Linked DNA regions of Homo sapiens: region 2 is linked to region 1. A link is a loop called in an ENCODE intact Hi-C map of the cell type or tissue named here. Cell type or tissue: PC-9. All regions are shown on one strand. Each heading gives the region's core, and the rest is flanking DNA. Links, peaks and the distances in the headings are about the cores only.

Region 1 (7,955 bases), core at 1,881-6,880:
GGAATATCTCTGTGAGGGTCACATTAAGTCGAGACTTAAGGAAAAGAAGGAGCTAACTATGATAGGAGAAGGAAGAGTTACATGAAGGCAGAGCATATCCGGTGAGAGGAAACAGTATATGCAAAAGGCCTGCATCTGAAACGGAAATGATCTTTTGTGTTCTTAGAATGAAAAACAAACAAACAAAAAAGTAGTGTAGCTGGAGTTTGGGTTGAGAAGGAGATCCCTTTTGTTGCTATCCAGAGAACACAGTGGGGCAGAGAGAGGCGAGATGTGGGGTCAGAGTCACTGAATGTAGATGGAGAATACTTGATTGCTTACCGCGCTTAAAGCAGAAGGAGCCTGAAGAAGAATGAAGAATGTGACCTGAGAGAAACAGACAGGGAAGGACAGGATAGGGGCCTTTCATACCCATTGATGTTGGGTAAACCACTGAAGATGAAGGGAGAAATGCTGCCATGAGGTTAGGGATGGCTGTGTTTCATATTATTTCCCAAAAAGAAGGGACCTTTTTGGTAGCCAAGTACAAACCCGAAAATAATGAATAAACAACCCTCGAACACTGTTAGGGCACTCTCCCTGCCATATGGGATTTGCTGATATTTAAAGTGGTCCCTCTACAGTTGGACAAAGAGTTGCTAAGAATCAGCTATATGGCTTATAAAGGGGGCATGGTTCATGGCCAATGGCAGAGAAACATAGATGCTCCATAAACTGACTCATCTGATGTTCCCAGGCCACTAGGTGCCTGATAAGTCACATTGTCAGGCAGTCATTGAGCACTTTCCTGGAATAGAGTTTGGAGGGGCATGTGGGAGTGGATGAGAAGTACAAGATACTGTCTCTTCTGTTGGCTTCTATAATCATACTGAAGTCAAAAACTTACAGACCTGAATCAATTACCAAGAACAATATAAGACAGAAAGTGCTAAAATCATTAAAGCAGGGAGAAAAAATATGAGGGAAAGTAGGATGGACCTTGAGGTATGCCCTTTAGAGAAAGCTTTCCAGACTGGGCCCTCCAAGCAAAAGGAGAGAGAGAAGCCACTTGATTAATGATACTTAATGCATCGTAAATTCTGCTGAGGAGGGCATTTAGAGATTTCATGAGAATTGCAAACATTTTAGACATAGCATTTACTTTGGATTTGCTTCGATATATTTTGGGCAAAAAGTGAGTCATGGTTAAAGTATTTCATGCACAAAGCAGCTGGATTTTTCAGGCTTTTACAGAATATTATGTGCATTTCTCTGTTAAACACAAAGGGTCCATCTCTGAATGTCCCCTCAGATCCTTGCTTTATAACAATTGCAGTAACTAGTCAGGATGACTAAGGATATAGTCAGTAGGGTCATCCTATTGGTTATCACTGAATGGATCTAGAATGATATTGTTTAATGTAGTAGACTACATGGGAAAATAACTCTACTTTGAACTTTTTAATTTAATATAAACATCCCCTTGTTGCTGGACAACAAGTTTTGTTTACACTGCCACTAACAGAATATCATAATATGAAACATGATATTCATTTGAATATTTGAGGGGTACTTCATTATAAGGGAGTGGGATTCCTTTTCTAGCTTTCTTAGGCAGAGTCTCTCCCATCTACAACAATAAGGCCATGCTCAAGTCTCCAGAACAATGATCATACTGTATTACTATTTTTCACTATGTTTCCAGACAGACTGGTAAATTCCTTTTTGTTTGTTTCTTTTTGTTAATTCTAACGTTAATTGAAAACAGTGGTTTTTGTTGTTGTTGTTTTTGTTTTTGTTTTGAGACAGAGTCTCTCTCTGTCACCCAGGCTGGAGTGCAGTGACGCGATCTCGGCTCACTGCAAGCTCCGCCTCCCAGGTTCACGCCGTTTTCCTGCCTCAGCCTCCCAAGTAGCTGGGACTACAGGCACCCGCCACCACGCCCGGCTAATTTTTTGTGTCTTTAGTAGAGATGGTGTTTCACCGTGTTAGCTAGGATGGTCTCGATCTCCTGACCTGGTGATCCGTCTGCCTCAGCCTCCCAAAGTGCTGGGATTACAGGCATGAGCCACCATGCCTGGCTGAAAACAGTATTTTAAGAGCAATGTTCTGAGCTCTTTTTGAGCTTTAGCTACATGGTTCTTGCATTAACCTATGATGTAGGCACCCTTATAGAATATACAGCTGGTGCTAAATAAGTATCTGTTGAATGAATGGGTAAACAAATTCAGTGTTACAGATGAGGAGAAAAAAATCTGGTTTTGTTACCTTCATTTTCTCTTTTTCTAGCACATGCCTTGTCCATAGGATAGTCAGGATGACAGTGGGAAGTGTCAGACCAGCCTAAGGTTCAAGTTCATCTCTCTGACTGAAAAAGAGCTGCCGGTGATGGAGCTCTGCTTTGAGCTTGGAATAATGCTGGTGCTTTACATGTGTGTTGCTAAGCCCCACTAAAACCCTGAGACATGGGGTATTATTGTCCATATCATACAGGTAAGGTAAGTGACTAGTTTAGACTTGTACAGTAAGTAGGAACAGAGAAGCATTTGGAACCCAGGTTTATTGGCAGTTGAGTCTTGTGCTCTTTCTAGATCCCACAGCTTCCCATTTGTCTTGATAAGAGAAGATGTCTGCCTCTCCGAGGTAGTGTTGTACTGGTTCCCTTCCCTTTCTCCTCAATGACTATTTTGTTGGTTAAAGATAAACTTGGAACATTCTCCACAGGGAAGTGATGGAAGTGTCCACGCTGACAAAATGCTATCATGAAATGCCTTTTTTCTGCCCTGTAATGAAGAGTGTTTCCGAGGCAAATTCCAAGTCGTTGAGTTACTCTTCCACAAGCCAACCATTAAATCTAAGAAAGGGGAGGTGGGGAAGGCATCAAATAAATTTTGAATACAGGAGAGCTTGGTATTGAGTACCTTCAGAAGGGCAGTATGTTGACTTCTTTTCTCTATATAGAACCTGAATTTGCATTGCTCCTGCTTCTATATAAAGCTTTATCTTGGGCTTCATAAAGAGTAGCTATTTTGGGCTAGACACAATGGCTCACAGCTGTAATCCCAGCACTTTGGGAGATCAAGGCAGGAGGACACCTTGAGTCCAGGAGTTCCAGACTACCCTGGGCAACATAGTGAGACTCCATCTCTACAAAAAAATTTAAAATCAGCCAAGTGTGTTGTCACTTTCCTGTAGTCCCAGCTACTCCAGTGGCTGAGGGGAAAGGATCACTTAAGCCTGGGAGGTTGAGGCTGCAGTGAGCCAAGATTGTGCCACTACACTCCAGCCTGGATGACAGAACCAGATCCTGTTTCAGAAAAAAAAAAAAAGAAAAAAAAAAAAGCTATTTTGACTAAACTAGTAACATTTCTCAGGGTCCAAACCTTATGGAACAAAGTTATGGAACAAATTTTCTAGAAAGATCTAATATGCCTCCTCTGACCCTTACACTAAAGACAACAACAAAAAGGCCAGGTGTGGTGGCTCACGCCTGTAATCCCAGCACTTTGGGAGGCCGATGCAGGCAGATCACTTGAGGTCGGGAGTTCAAGACCAGCCTGACCAACATGGTGAAACCCTGTCTCTACTAAAAATACAAAAATTAGCCAGATGTGGTGGTGCACACCTTTAATCCCAGCTACTCGGGAGGCTGAGGCAGGAGAATCACATGAACCTGGGAGGCGGAGGTTGCAGTGAGCCAAGATCGTGCCACTGCACTCCAGCCTGGGCGAGAGAGTGAGACTCCATCTCAAGAAAAAAAAAAAGAAAGAAAAACAACAACAACAATAACAACAAAAAACCCTAAAACATAAAACAACAAACAAACAAAAACACCTCACATGTTTTCTTGAAGGAGTGAAAGTACGAGTTACTGAAATTCATAAGGAAGCATGCCCTGGCTCCATGTCTGCTCCAGTGCTTTCACCCAGGAAGGGCATGGAGTCCAGATGGGGCTTCAACTTGCATCCCAGCTTTGCAGTCCCATCAGGAGGGGCAACAACACTTTGTGTCCATCACAAAGCTTCATACACCCCTTCACTTCTGGTTCACATGAGTGACAATACATTTTCTTCACAGTTCCGGTTCTCAGGGCTTCACATTCTCGTGACTTCAGAGTTTAAAGGAAAATAATCAATGGGCAAGTATGGTGGCTCATGCTTGTAATCTCTATAACCTTTGGGAGGCTGAAGCAGGAGGATTGCTAGAGCCCAGGAGTTCAAGACCAGCCTGGGCAACATGGCAGTACTGCATCTCTACTAAAAAATGTATAAAAATGTCTTTAAAAAAGTAAAAACAAAAGGTAAATAATCACTGAAGCAAAATTCTGGTGGAACCATTAATTTGCTTGTGAATTTGGTATGAAAATATTCCCCACAACCCACAACCTCCTTTTTAGCATTGTTTTACTGCTCCCACTCAATAGTTAGAAGGATCCCGTTTCCCAGGCACTGAGGTCAACGAATAATTATTAAAACACCTAGAATATGCCCAGCATTGTGGTAGGTACTGAAAGAAACTTGGAGAAGTATAAGGCAATGAATGCCCACCCTCAAAGAGCTTAAAATCTGGTTGGGCAAACCTAATTACTGTGTGGCCATAAAATAATATCTAGTAATACAAGGAAGCTCAGATCTTGGTAGGGCCAAATAAGAAGTGAAGATTCTTTCTGTGTTTAGTAAAAAGCCTGACAAACCTATTTTGTGCTAGGACTGGAAAGGCAGAAAGGAATTACTCTCACCTCCAAGTACTTGAGGAGCTAGAATTTACTATTCCTGGATCCTAAACATTTTTACTTCAAGAATCAAATCAAGAGTCATATATTAGCTTTCGGATTGGTCTCTTTCTAATGTTATCTATCCCCAGTCCTATCTCTAATCAGCCATGAGTAAAATAGCCCGAGGAAAGTTTGCAGATGATGGAACCAAGATATTCCCTTGAGTATGTAGGCAGTGGCAGATTTGGTTCTTGTGTTTATGCCTGGTTGAGAAAGACAGAAGTCTACCTGGGGTGAAAAAAAGTGACCTATGGACTGAATTGTTACCTTTGTGTGGCACATTCCCTGTTTCTAGGGCAGCACCGGAGACAAAGAATGCATTTATTTTGTGGAAAGGGATGGGGGCAGGGGAAGAAACAGAAACCAGAGGATTGTGCAATAATGGCATTTTCAAATCCCTCCAGAAAGTTTATGTTTCAAGTCTTTTGGAAAAGTGAAGCATAGCTACTTAAAAAGAAGCAGTTTACTGAGGACCCCAGCCCCAGTTCTGCTGTGCAGGATTTTCCTTGTTCCTAGGCGTTCTCATACCTTCAACCCCAGCTGTTGGGGCAGGCAGGCTACTGTGTCTGGAACCCTGCCCCGGACAGGCCTATGCCTTTCCCCAGCAGAGACCGCAGGCCTCAAATAGCATCTAGGTGTCCAAATGGAAGAATGAGAACAAGGACGGGAGTGAAAAGAAACAGTTTGCTGGATCTCAGCAAAAGAAAGTACAGTGATTTCTGTGTCATCTGCAAACCAGACTGGACTTCCCTTGTTGAAAATCATTCCCAAAACAAGCCCCTTCCTCGGATGGCCAGTGAAAGGGTGATATTAAATGCACAGTCTCATGAATTAAACGTAATTGTGGGGCACAGATTTATCATGCAAAATAAAAAATGCTTCTCACCCACCTAGGTAGTGGGAAAAGTGCAAAGATTGAGTGTAGTGCTGATTGGAAGCCTTTACATCCTGCTGCTGGCTTAATCATCTGCATATTTTCCCTCATGCCAGGGATGATTTGATAGGATATGGTTCAGAACTCTCTCTGGTGCTTAGTAAATCTTTTTGACTGACCGAATGACCTTTGTCTCTTTCCTCTCCTATATTGGAGCCTCAGGAGTGATGGCCTGAACTTTCACCATCAACCTCCCACCAGTGATGTCATCATTCTCTCCTTGCCATCCAACCCCCTGTGTCCCGAATGCCTTTACCTCTGCCCTGTGCTCACAAGGCATCTTCATTCTATTGGACTTTTGTCTTGGCTGTCTGGGCTATCTGTGTCCAGCACACTGTCAGCATTTGGCAAGGTAGAGGCCGAAAGGGAAGACAGCAGTATGGCTAGTGGTTCAGAATTAGGACTTTGGAACGAGACATGTCTGGGCTGGCATCCTGCCTCCATATCTTTACTGTGTAATCTTAATGTCAGGAACCTCAATTTTTTCACTTATGAAATGGGTATATAAGAGCACAAGCCTCAGAGAGCCATGAGATTAAACAAGGACTTACACCACAGAGTGCCTGCCTAGAATAAGCCTTCAGTATACAATAGTTAAGAGGTGAGAGGCTTTCATAGAACATAGGTACCCTTGCCTTTGAAGCCCCTTATTCCTTAAAAAATATTAAAAATTATATTTTATGACCGTGTTGGCAAAAAGATAAATTAATATATTTTGAAACAGTTCTTTAACCTAAAATCTTATTTTTTTCCTTCTGTTCTATAACTGTTGTGAGCCCTGGGCACTGTGTGTCCCATGCCTAATTGGTAGGTCAGCCCTTGGGTGAAAGATTTGTTTTGGAGATCCTTCCCTTTACCTTTCCAGTATCATTAACTGTTTTCTGGAAGATTCAGGCCCTGCAGCCCCTCAGGATATTACTACCCTAATACTTCTCCTTTCTCCCTTCTCTTTTCTTCCAGCCACCCAAAAGGTCCACAGTGTGGAGCTCCCAACTCCCATAGTCCTGCCCCCATCCTTCTCTATTTAAACCCTTGCCTTTATTCTCTACCATTCCCCTGGTTAGGTCTTGTTCCCTTAGAGCTTTATTCTTGTTCTGGTAAGTTGGCTTTGAATTTTCTCATAAGCTATTTGTCCTTGAGGTATTATTGACTGTTTTCCTCCTCTGTTGCTTCTGGAGTATTTGCATCTTGAGAGACTCTATACCATAATTCAAACCATGTATCTAATGAAAGAATTTTAGTCCAGCAAAGGAGATATTTCAAAGCAAAAAGTGATCCTTGAGAATCATTTAGATTGTATGGTGCTGGTGCCAGTAGCTTGGTGCCTACTGCATGTAGGCATTCACAGTGGGCCTCGGTGATATAACTAGATTAAAAACTTCTAGAAGGCAGGGCACAGCCTATCCCCAAAATTCTCTTGGTAAAGTATCATGCCCAGTGAAGTTTTGATGGGTGTCTTTTATCCTAATGGAATCACACATGACTTCTTCTGTCCCCCATCTTAAGGAATCCCTCCAGCTGTGCTTGGTGGTGACCTTACACCACCACACATAGTGCCTGGAACACAAACTTCCCTCCTTTAGTGCTTGTTATTTTCTGGCTTTGGGCAGGATAATGATCTCAGAGATAATCCCATTTATAAAGGAGAAGAAAACTGTGGCCCAGAAAAGTTGAGTATTTTCCCTAAAGTAACAAAACAAATTAATGGAAGAATCGGGACGAGATCCCTGGCTTCCTGAAGACACAGGTGTAGGTACCATTTACCTCTGTCAGGGCCTAGGGTGTCACTTACTACAGAGCACAGGCTGTGCAGTGGGAATGTGTGGTTTGATTCCTGACTTCATTGCTTACTCTGTCTGTCCTTTGAAAAGATACTCAACCTCTAAACCTGTTTTCTCATCTGCAAAAGCGGGGAGGGGAAGAAATAATATCAACTTTATATAGAGTTGTGAAGATTCTGAGAGTTGTGAGAGTTAAATAAGATTATCCACATAAAGTGCTTAGTACGATGTCTCACATGCAGACCTTCAATAAATGACTCATTATTATACAATTATCACTAATTCTATTACTGTCTCTACACTCCTCATAGCCTAAAGAAAGTGTGAGTGCTGTTTCCCAGAGCGCATACTGCACTGCCCAGGGAGTGGCCAGAGCAGTGAGAGAATCTGGCTGAACAGGTTTTTTCAAAGCAGTGGAAAATAAATCAAAGGTGATAACCCAAATTCGGAAAAAGAATGTACTCCTTTGTTTGTTCTTTCCTAGTTG
Region 2 (7,955 bases), core at 1,974-6,973, 230 kb before region 1:
TTGATTTTGTTTCTCAAATTTCAGTCTCTTCTTACATATGTTTATTGAGGAAGAATTGAAAGGAGCAGTGACAAAATTGGCAATGTTTTGTAGCAGTAAGGAGGGTCTGAAGTTATGTGGGGGACAAGGTCCAGCCATGGCGGAAGGGGGAGGTCCAAGCCATATTAATTGTTGAATACCCTTCCTAGAAGTAATGAACAAATCACTCCATCTCTGGCCATATTCTGAGGGACTTAGAGTTCCAGTTTGAGAAACACATTTATAGGAGTAGAGTTTGATTCATTAAATTTATTTTTAGAGAGAGTACTGATTTTTTTTCCCCAGATCCTCTCAATTACACTTGTAATATTTCTGTAGGGTAAAGATTCCCAAGCGATTACCCCTTGTGAAATAATTACATGAAACATTAAAAAAAACAAAAAGGAAAATATTCTGTAGAGCCTCTTACTAAAGAACTAACTAGTCTTTCAGCTGTGTACATCCGTCTCTCCATCTGTTTGTCTATCTATTTCTCATATATACATAACAATTGAAAAGTGCAGATTGATGGATGGGATTTTATATGTGTCACCACTTCATTTTTTAAATATGTGTCTGCTTTAACGGGGAACTATAAAAGAGAGTCAAGAAATTGCCCTGGGGGAGGGGAATTCAATCCACTGCCTCTTTTTTTCTTATCGCTAAAACCCTAAGCAGAGAGTATAATCACCTATTTCCCAAGGGCAGCCCTAAGCCCTTAAAACTCAGCTCTGTTTAGGGATTTAATAGAACTGGAAAAAAGAAATGCATGGGATCTGCTTCTAGGAGCAAACCAACAAAGAAAAATTTTCCCAAACGATATTAAATCTAAAGAATTTTTACGGTAACACAGTCCCCTCTCTCCCTCCCTATCTCTTGATTCAGTTAGAGCACAGCTCTTCCAGTCACTTCTTTATGACTCGTACGATCTTGGGGGGTGGCGTGGGGTGTCTGTGGATCACATCTTAGGCTCTGGGCCAGCCCGAGCATTTTTTTTTTCAACAACAGAGCAAGATGTAACTAGCATAAAGTGAGCAAGGTCATTTGGTTGTGGTTGCCATTTTATTTCATTCAAGCTGAGAGTAGACACACTCAGCTTCATTGTTAGGTTGGAGCCATAAAGATAGTGACATTTTTTTCAGTTACCTCTAAGCACCTTAGAATTTCTTCTGTTAAGATTTGCTGGAATTTTAGGTGAAAATATCTTGGTGTTATGCAACATGGCTTTTCTTTTTAAAAATATTAAAATAAAGGAAGTCAAGTTGCCTTTCTTTCCCAATAGATGGGGTCTTACCTTTGCTTAGGAAATATACCTTAAGCTCCCATCACACATATATACACACATGCACACACACATATGCGCTTTGTTTTTGATTGTTATTATTTTGGGGGGATGGAATATCACTCTGTCACCTAGGTTGGAGTGCAGTGGCACAATCTTGGCTCACTGTAACCTCCACCCCCCGGGTTGAAGTGATTCTCCTGCCTTAGCCTCCCGAGTAGCTGGGACCACAGGTGTGCGCCACCACGCCTGGCTAATTTTTGGATTTTTAGTAGAGATGGGGTTTCACCTCGTTGGCCAGGCTGGTCTCGAACTCCTGACCTCAGGTGATCCGCCTGCCTTGGCTTCCCAAAGTGCTGGGATTACAGGTGTGAGGCATCGTGTCTGGCCTGATTATTTTTAATATATATGAACGGAAGTTGGTTACATGAGTGCCTTGTTAGATAAATAAGAATCAAAGAAATACATTGAAGAGTATGGGAAAGGGCCGGGCGCAGTTGCTCATGCCTGTAATCCAAACACTTTGGGAGGCTGAAGCAGGCAGATCACTTGAGGTCAGGAGTTCTAAGACCAGCCTGGCCAACATGGTGAAACCCCGTCTCTACTAAAAAATAAAAAATAAATGTGCTGGACACAGTGGCAGGTACCTGTAATCTGTTGAGGCAGGGGACTCACTTGAGTCCATGAGGCAGAGGTTGCCGTGAGCCGAGATTGTGCCACTGCACTCCAGCCTGGGTAACAGAGCAAGACTCTGTCTCAAAAAATAAATAAATAAAATAAAAGTGTATGGGAAAGAAGATCAGTTTTGAAGGAAGTTTCTCCAGAAGACAAGAACCTGCCAATTACAGAAACTAAGGAAAAACTCCATTATATTACAATGATAAGTCTGGAGTGACAGGAGACCCCCATTCGGGTCCAGGCTTTAACTAACAGGATGACCTCGGGGCCAGTCATCCCTCCTTTGCTTCTTTATTTCCCCATCAGCAACCCACACGGGTTGGATTCCCTAGCATTTTGCTTGGCTGCATTATTCTTGTCGTACAGGATTCAGCTCAAATATCACCTCCTGGAGAGACCTGCCTGTCTACCCTAACTAGAGCAGACACACATGACTGATCTCCTTCTCTCGCGAAATCTCCCATCATGTTATCCCATTACAGAGGTTTTGTTTTCTTCATAATTTTTATCACTATCTGAATTATTTTGATTCTTTGTTTATTTGTGCATTTCACGTTGTTTCCTATATTCCGTTCAATGTAAGCTCTATGAGACCAAGAACCTGGGCAGTTTTATTCACCATAAGTATTCCAAGCCCTAGTGGTTCCTGGCACATTTTGTATTCACAATAAATATTTGTTAAGTCAATGACCAGATGAATGGCTTTTAAACTCAAGATAGTTTTTTTTTTGTTTTGTTATTTATTTATTTATTTATTTACTTTGACAGACTTTTGCTCTTGTTGCCCGGCTGGAGTGCAATTGTGCGATCTCGGCTCACTGCCTCAGCCTCCCGAGTAGCTGGGATTACAGGGGCCCATCACACCATACCTGGCTAATTTTTTGTATTTTTTCAGTAGAGACGGGGTTTCACCATGTTTGCCAGGCTGGTCTCGAACTCCTGACCTCGTGATCCACCCGCCTCGGCCCCCCAAAGTGCTGGGATTACAGGCATGAGCCACCGCACCCAGCCTAAACTCGAGATAGTTTTTAAGACTTTCAGCAAAGGGATATAAAAGAAAGAAGGAAGGGCATGCAATTGGACTCCAAGGTCTTAACCTCTTGTTTATGCATTTAAAACACACACACACACATACATGCACACACACACACACACACACACACACACGCTTTAGTGTGATTAAAAATAGAGTTCCAGTGCTACAACCATTTGAAAAGTACATGGACTAGATAATCTCTTAAAATTCTTCCCAGGTTTAAATTCTAAAGCCCAGTCTGCCATAAGAGGAAAATGTTGGTGCAAGGAAAAAGATGATGGAATAGGGTTACAGATGTTGAGTGCCTACTACATGTTGGGTCTTGTGTTGGGTCCTTGAACCACACAAGGACAGAGTTCTTGTTTAATGGAGTTTACATTTTAATGGGGGGGGGGCGGGGTAGACAGAGAGTAAACAAACAAAGGAACAAGAGAAATTTAACGGTGATACAATGCACAGCTCTTTGTTCCTTACTTCATATGGCTAATTGGAGATTGATTTGGGTTAATTAAAAGAAAGCAAATCTGGGAAACTCTGTGGAAGGTGATAACCATAAACAAATTTCTACCCACAGAGCTAGAAGAGGGGTTTCTGTGCCCGTGGCTGCTCCAAGCCTGGACATCTGCCTGCACAGTGGTCTTTTTGGCCCAGGCTGTGTGCTACTTTGGCCAGTCTGTGTGAAATGTTGATTCCGACATTTCCAGGGAAGAAGGTGGTCTTGTCAGCATCTTCTGTGCCTTGGAGCTATTGTGATCATTTTGTTAGAAATCATCAAGTTTTGAGAGTTAAAGAGAAACTGCTGAAAGGTACGGTTTGTGAAGGAGAATATTGTTCCTCTTTATAGAAACAGAAAAAAAAAAATGATCAGTGTCCCAAGGAGGTACAGGCATAAATCTAAGGAAGATAACTCGCATTTGTAATGGTCATAATAATAATATATGTACATGACCTACAGAGTCCTCACAGAAACCTTATGCTATCACTGAAAAAGATGGAGCTATCTGTAGTTTACAAATGTGAAACAGACTTGGAGAAGTTGAGAAATGGTAATAATATCTTACTTTTGAATAGCAAATTTGCAGTTTATGGAGTGTGTTATTTCATTATTTCAGTTTAAACATCATTTCAGTTTCTTCTCTGGAGTATTACTACCCTCGTTTAAGAGACAGGTATGAGAGGCTCAAACTTGTCTGTGCTAACTCCACTAGTAAGCATCAGTCTACCCCTGGGGCTCCTGGACCTATGCAGGAGGCACAAAGCTGGCAAAGTTGAATAGCTAAACCCCAAATGTATAACTAAATTTGCAACTAGATGGGGACGTTGAATGTCTTCAGCTCCCAGACATACACCCACACATAATTTGAAGCAATGACTCCCCTAGAAAGAATGGCAATCATGAATGGAATGAGGATGTCAGACACCCAGGGCACACCAAGTCTAGAATAAGAGAGGCTGAAACAAGAGTCTTGTTTTTTCTTATTTAAATCCAATAATTTGTAAGAATACAAGGCAAGATGAGAAAACCTTTTAATGTATGAAAGCCCACAATTTGGTACCTGTATTTCTTGTGGGTCCAGTCAGCCAGCAAGTCTGAGGAGCGAGGGCTACAAGGTCATTATGAAGAGAAACTTGATCTTGAATTAAAGAAGTAGACTCTTCTCTGCCACCAAGATTGGTCTCTTAACTTTTTCTCCTTACCATTGCTTATTTCAGAATGAATATATTAGATGGAACTTTAGGGAGAGACCTGAAGCTCTTTGCTGAGAAGTGATTTTGAATCCATTCAGATTCAAGTAGGGAATAGGTTTTTTAAGCCGATGAATGTTTTCTCATTACCTGGAGAAAATGTGGGGACTCATAATCGGTGGGATTTTGCTTCAAGGTGAAGATGTGCCTTCTTATTTATTTTTGTATTTCCATGGCCTACAATAGTGTCAGACATCTATTACACAAGCATTCCATAAATGTGTGTTGAACTACCCTGTGGCAAGCATGAATTTTTAAGGGACAGCAGTTCTTTATATTTCTGTGGCTGAATGTATTGTACACCAAATGTGAAATACTGATCTTCAAGGCATCCTTTTGGTTCAACACATTAAAAAAAATAACATGTATTAAGCGTTTATCATGTTTGGCACTCTTCTAAGCGTTTTCTGAATGTTAACATATCTTTGCAATTATACTATGAAATAGGTACTATCTTATTCCCATTTGGCAAGTGAGGAAATTGACAAATTAGGTGAAGGAAGATGCCCAGGTCATGCAACCACAAGTGGTGGAGTCAGAATTTGAATACAGCAGGATGATGCCAGGGCCAAGGTTTCTAATCATGACTTCGCACCTCGTATAGGAGCAGATAATTACATAGGTATTATCAGACTCAACTTACACATGGTCCAGGCCTGAATTTTGAAGGCAAGTGCAACAAGACATTTGAAAGCCAATGACAATTAGAACTAACTGCTAATCTAAGCTGCAGATGAAATTCAGAATGAATGTCTAGGGGCCACAGATTACTCTTTGAGACTGTTGCCAGTCGTCTCTTTTCTAAGAGGTAGAAAGTGCTTGAACACGTAGAGCCTATGAGTGACACATGTTTTGACTGGCATTCCAGGGTAGCTTTCAGTAGCCACCTGGAGGGCTGTGTGGAGGATTCTAAGGCCATACCTACGCATGATGGGAAAGACAGCTGTGGTGGTTCATTGTCGACATCTGCCCTGCAGGCACAGAGAAGGCAGCATGGCTGACCGGTTTCTGAGATAGATTCTTCAGGGTTGAGGAATCCAAATCTGGAGCATAATCCATAGAGATTCCGGATGAATTGTTAATTCCCATGAAGGAATGCATCAGGACCAGATTATACTGTGAGTGGGCCTCAAATCTATTTATAGAATAAGTTTGGGTTTAAATAAGTTAATTCATTGTAAGTGCCTTGAAGACAGATAAGTTCCTTGAAGACACAAAAACCTCTTATCTCTGAGCATGCAGATGGGTTTTTTTTTTTTTCAGCATTTTGTAAAGGGCAATACAAACTCAGCTTCACTCCCTCGCCAACCTGCAACCAGATCGTTCTTCCTAAGCACCTCTTACATGGAAATTCTAAAGATACCATTACTGTGGTGAATATTCTGAGGGAAATTCTCTTTGGCTAGAAGGAGCAACAGAAACGTACAGATGTGTTTAAAAAAAATGGATACCCTAAACTTACGTGATCACTGGAACCTTCTTTGGGGAATCACATTTTTCTATAAGCTGCCTTTTAAAACATTTTAGCAAGTATGTCTTGAGATATTGTATCTAAGCCCCACCCTCAGCACTAGGAATGGAGTGGTGAATAAGATAAGTTCCATGGTCTCTTGGAGAGTGCTTTTTTTTTTTTTTAAACCAGTAGCCTCTTTTCATGCTAGAACATAAATGATCCAGCTTCTTGAGTTTGTGAGTTCCCTAAATTGAATACACAACTTTGTGCGATGGCATATATGCATTTTCAGTGTGGACGCATTCCACAGTTTCGTCAGATTCTCCAGGGGTTCCAAGGGCGAAAGAACCTGAAGCCTAGGCCTGTGGAGATGGGAAGACTCCACTAATACTAGGCACACTGTGATTCTCCACTCTACACAACAGCTAACTCTAGGACATCCGGCATTTCCTTTCTTTGTGTGTCTGTTCATTCTAGTTTCAGGAATCTGAAGAGAAAGCAAACGTAACTTTCTTCATGCCTAACATATTTCCTTTACGTTGGACTTTTGTTATCTATTTTGTTATCTATCTAGGCATTTTCTTGTTTCTTTTTTTTGAGACGGAGTCTCGCTCCGTGGCCCCCAGGGTGGAGTGCAGTGGCGCGATCTCGGCTCACTGCAAGCTCCGCCTTCCGGGTTCACGCCATTCTCCTGGCTCAGCCTCCCTAGGAGCTGGGAATACAGGCGCCCGCCACTACGCCCGGCTAATATTTTGTATTTTTAGTAGAGACGGGGTTTCACCGTGTTAGCCAGGATGGTCTGGATCTCCTGACCTCGTGATCCGCCCGCCTCCCAAAGTGCTGGGATTATAGGAATGAGCCACTGTGCCCCGCCCATTTTCTTCTTTTCTAAAAGGCAGTCAGTCCTCAGATAGCAGCTGAACTCTTTTCATTCTCTTTTGCAGTTCAGGTTTGAGCCCAGTCCAACAATTTTTTGCTTTATTTTTAAGTGACCTCTTACCATTTTCAGGCTTCCTCCCCTCTCACCTTGACCTCTAACTCCAAATTTATGTCTCCTTGTCATTGTGGGGAACTTCTTGGAGAAAAGGTTAAAGCTAAGTTGGAGCTCTGTCTCGGGCCTTTCATAGCAACACTGACTCTTATTATTAGCGGTGCACTCCAGGCTGCTAGAGTTCATATTTTGGCAGTAGACCATCAAACACCCTATTTTTAAGAGCCTTTAACTTCGTTGTAAACATGTGCTGTGACTGGGAGCTTATTTTCTTTACTCATATTTACCAAAAGCAATTTAGCTGTTGAAAAGTTGCTATAAGGAAAAAAACAACAACAACAACAACAAAAAACTCGGCCTTCAGGAACATTTTTCCACTCATATAACTCAAAACTGTTCATGATCTTTAAAAAAAATTGGCATTTAGTTGTTTGATGGTCCAGTCATATTGGTAATTTGAAGGGAAGAAGAAATGGAACTGCTAGGTCATTTTGCTATGACAAATGTCCATTAAACACATGTGGAGGGAATAGTGTTGGCCACACATATTTTATATGATTGACCAGAACAGAATGGCTCAAAGAAGGCAGTCTAGTATACTGAGTAAATCGTTTTGCCCTTAAAATCTCCTATATTTAGAACAAAAACCTTCTATAGACATACTTCCTGCACACTCTAAATTCTGTAGACTCTACTAGTCCCATTAGGAGAACAAATAATATCCCAAACGCCAAGCATCAGCTTGTACATG

Evidence for each region. A loop is a pair of places that touch in the nucleus more often than their neighbours do. Peaks named below come from ENCODE experiments on the same cell type or tissue, not always from the same donor. Only the 100,000 strongest peaks of a DNase experiment are listed, where the experiment ranks them.
Region 2: it touches region 1 in a loop (4-fold over the local background); 3 of 110 quality-filtered maps call a loop at or near these places.

Annotation. Positions count from the first base shown.
Region 1 is chr11:96,096,102-96,104,056 of GRCh38, reverse strand. All of the region lies in intron 1 of MAML2 (mastermind like transcriptional coactivator 2), which reads left to right. Among named protein-coding and RNA genes, the nearest start is that of MTMR2, 180 kb to the right of the region's middle. In PC-9, for the core only: no CTCF peak of the experiment used is centred there; DNase peaks (open chromatin) are centred at 4,956 and 5,776; H3K4me3 peaks cover 2,141 bases; H3K27ac peaks cover 4,778 bases.
Region 2 is chr11:96,321,549-96,329,503 of GRCh38, reverse strand. All of the region lies in intron 1 of MAML2 (mastermind like transcriptional coactivator 2), which reads left to right. Among named protein-coding and RNA genes, the nearest start is that of MIR1260B, 16 kb to the left of the region's middle. RefSeq lists an enhancer at 3,749-4,948. In PC-9, for the core only: no CTCF peak of the experiment used is centred there; DNase peaks (open chromatin) are centred at 2,303 and 4,383; H3K4me3 peaks cover 1,290 bases; H3K27ac peaks cover 3,806 bases.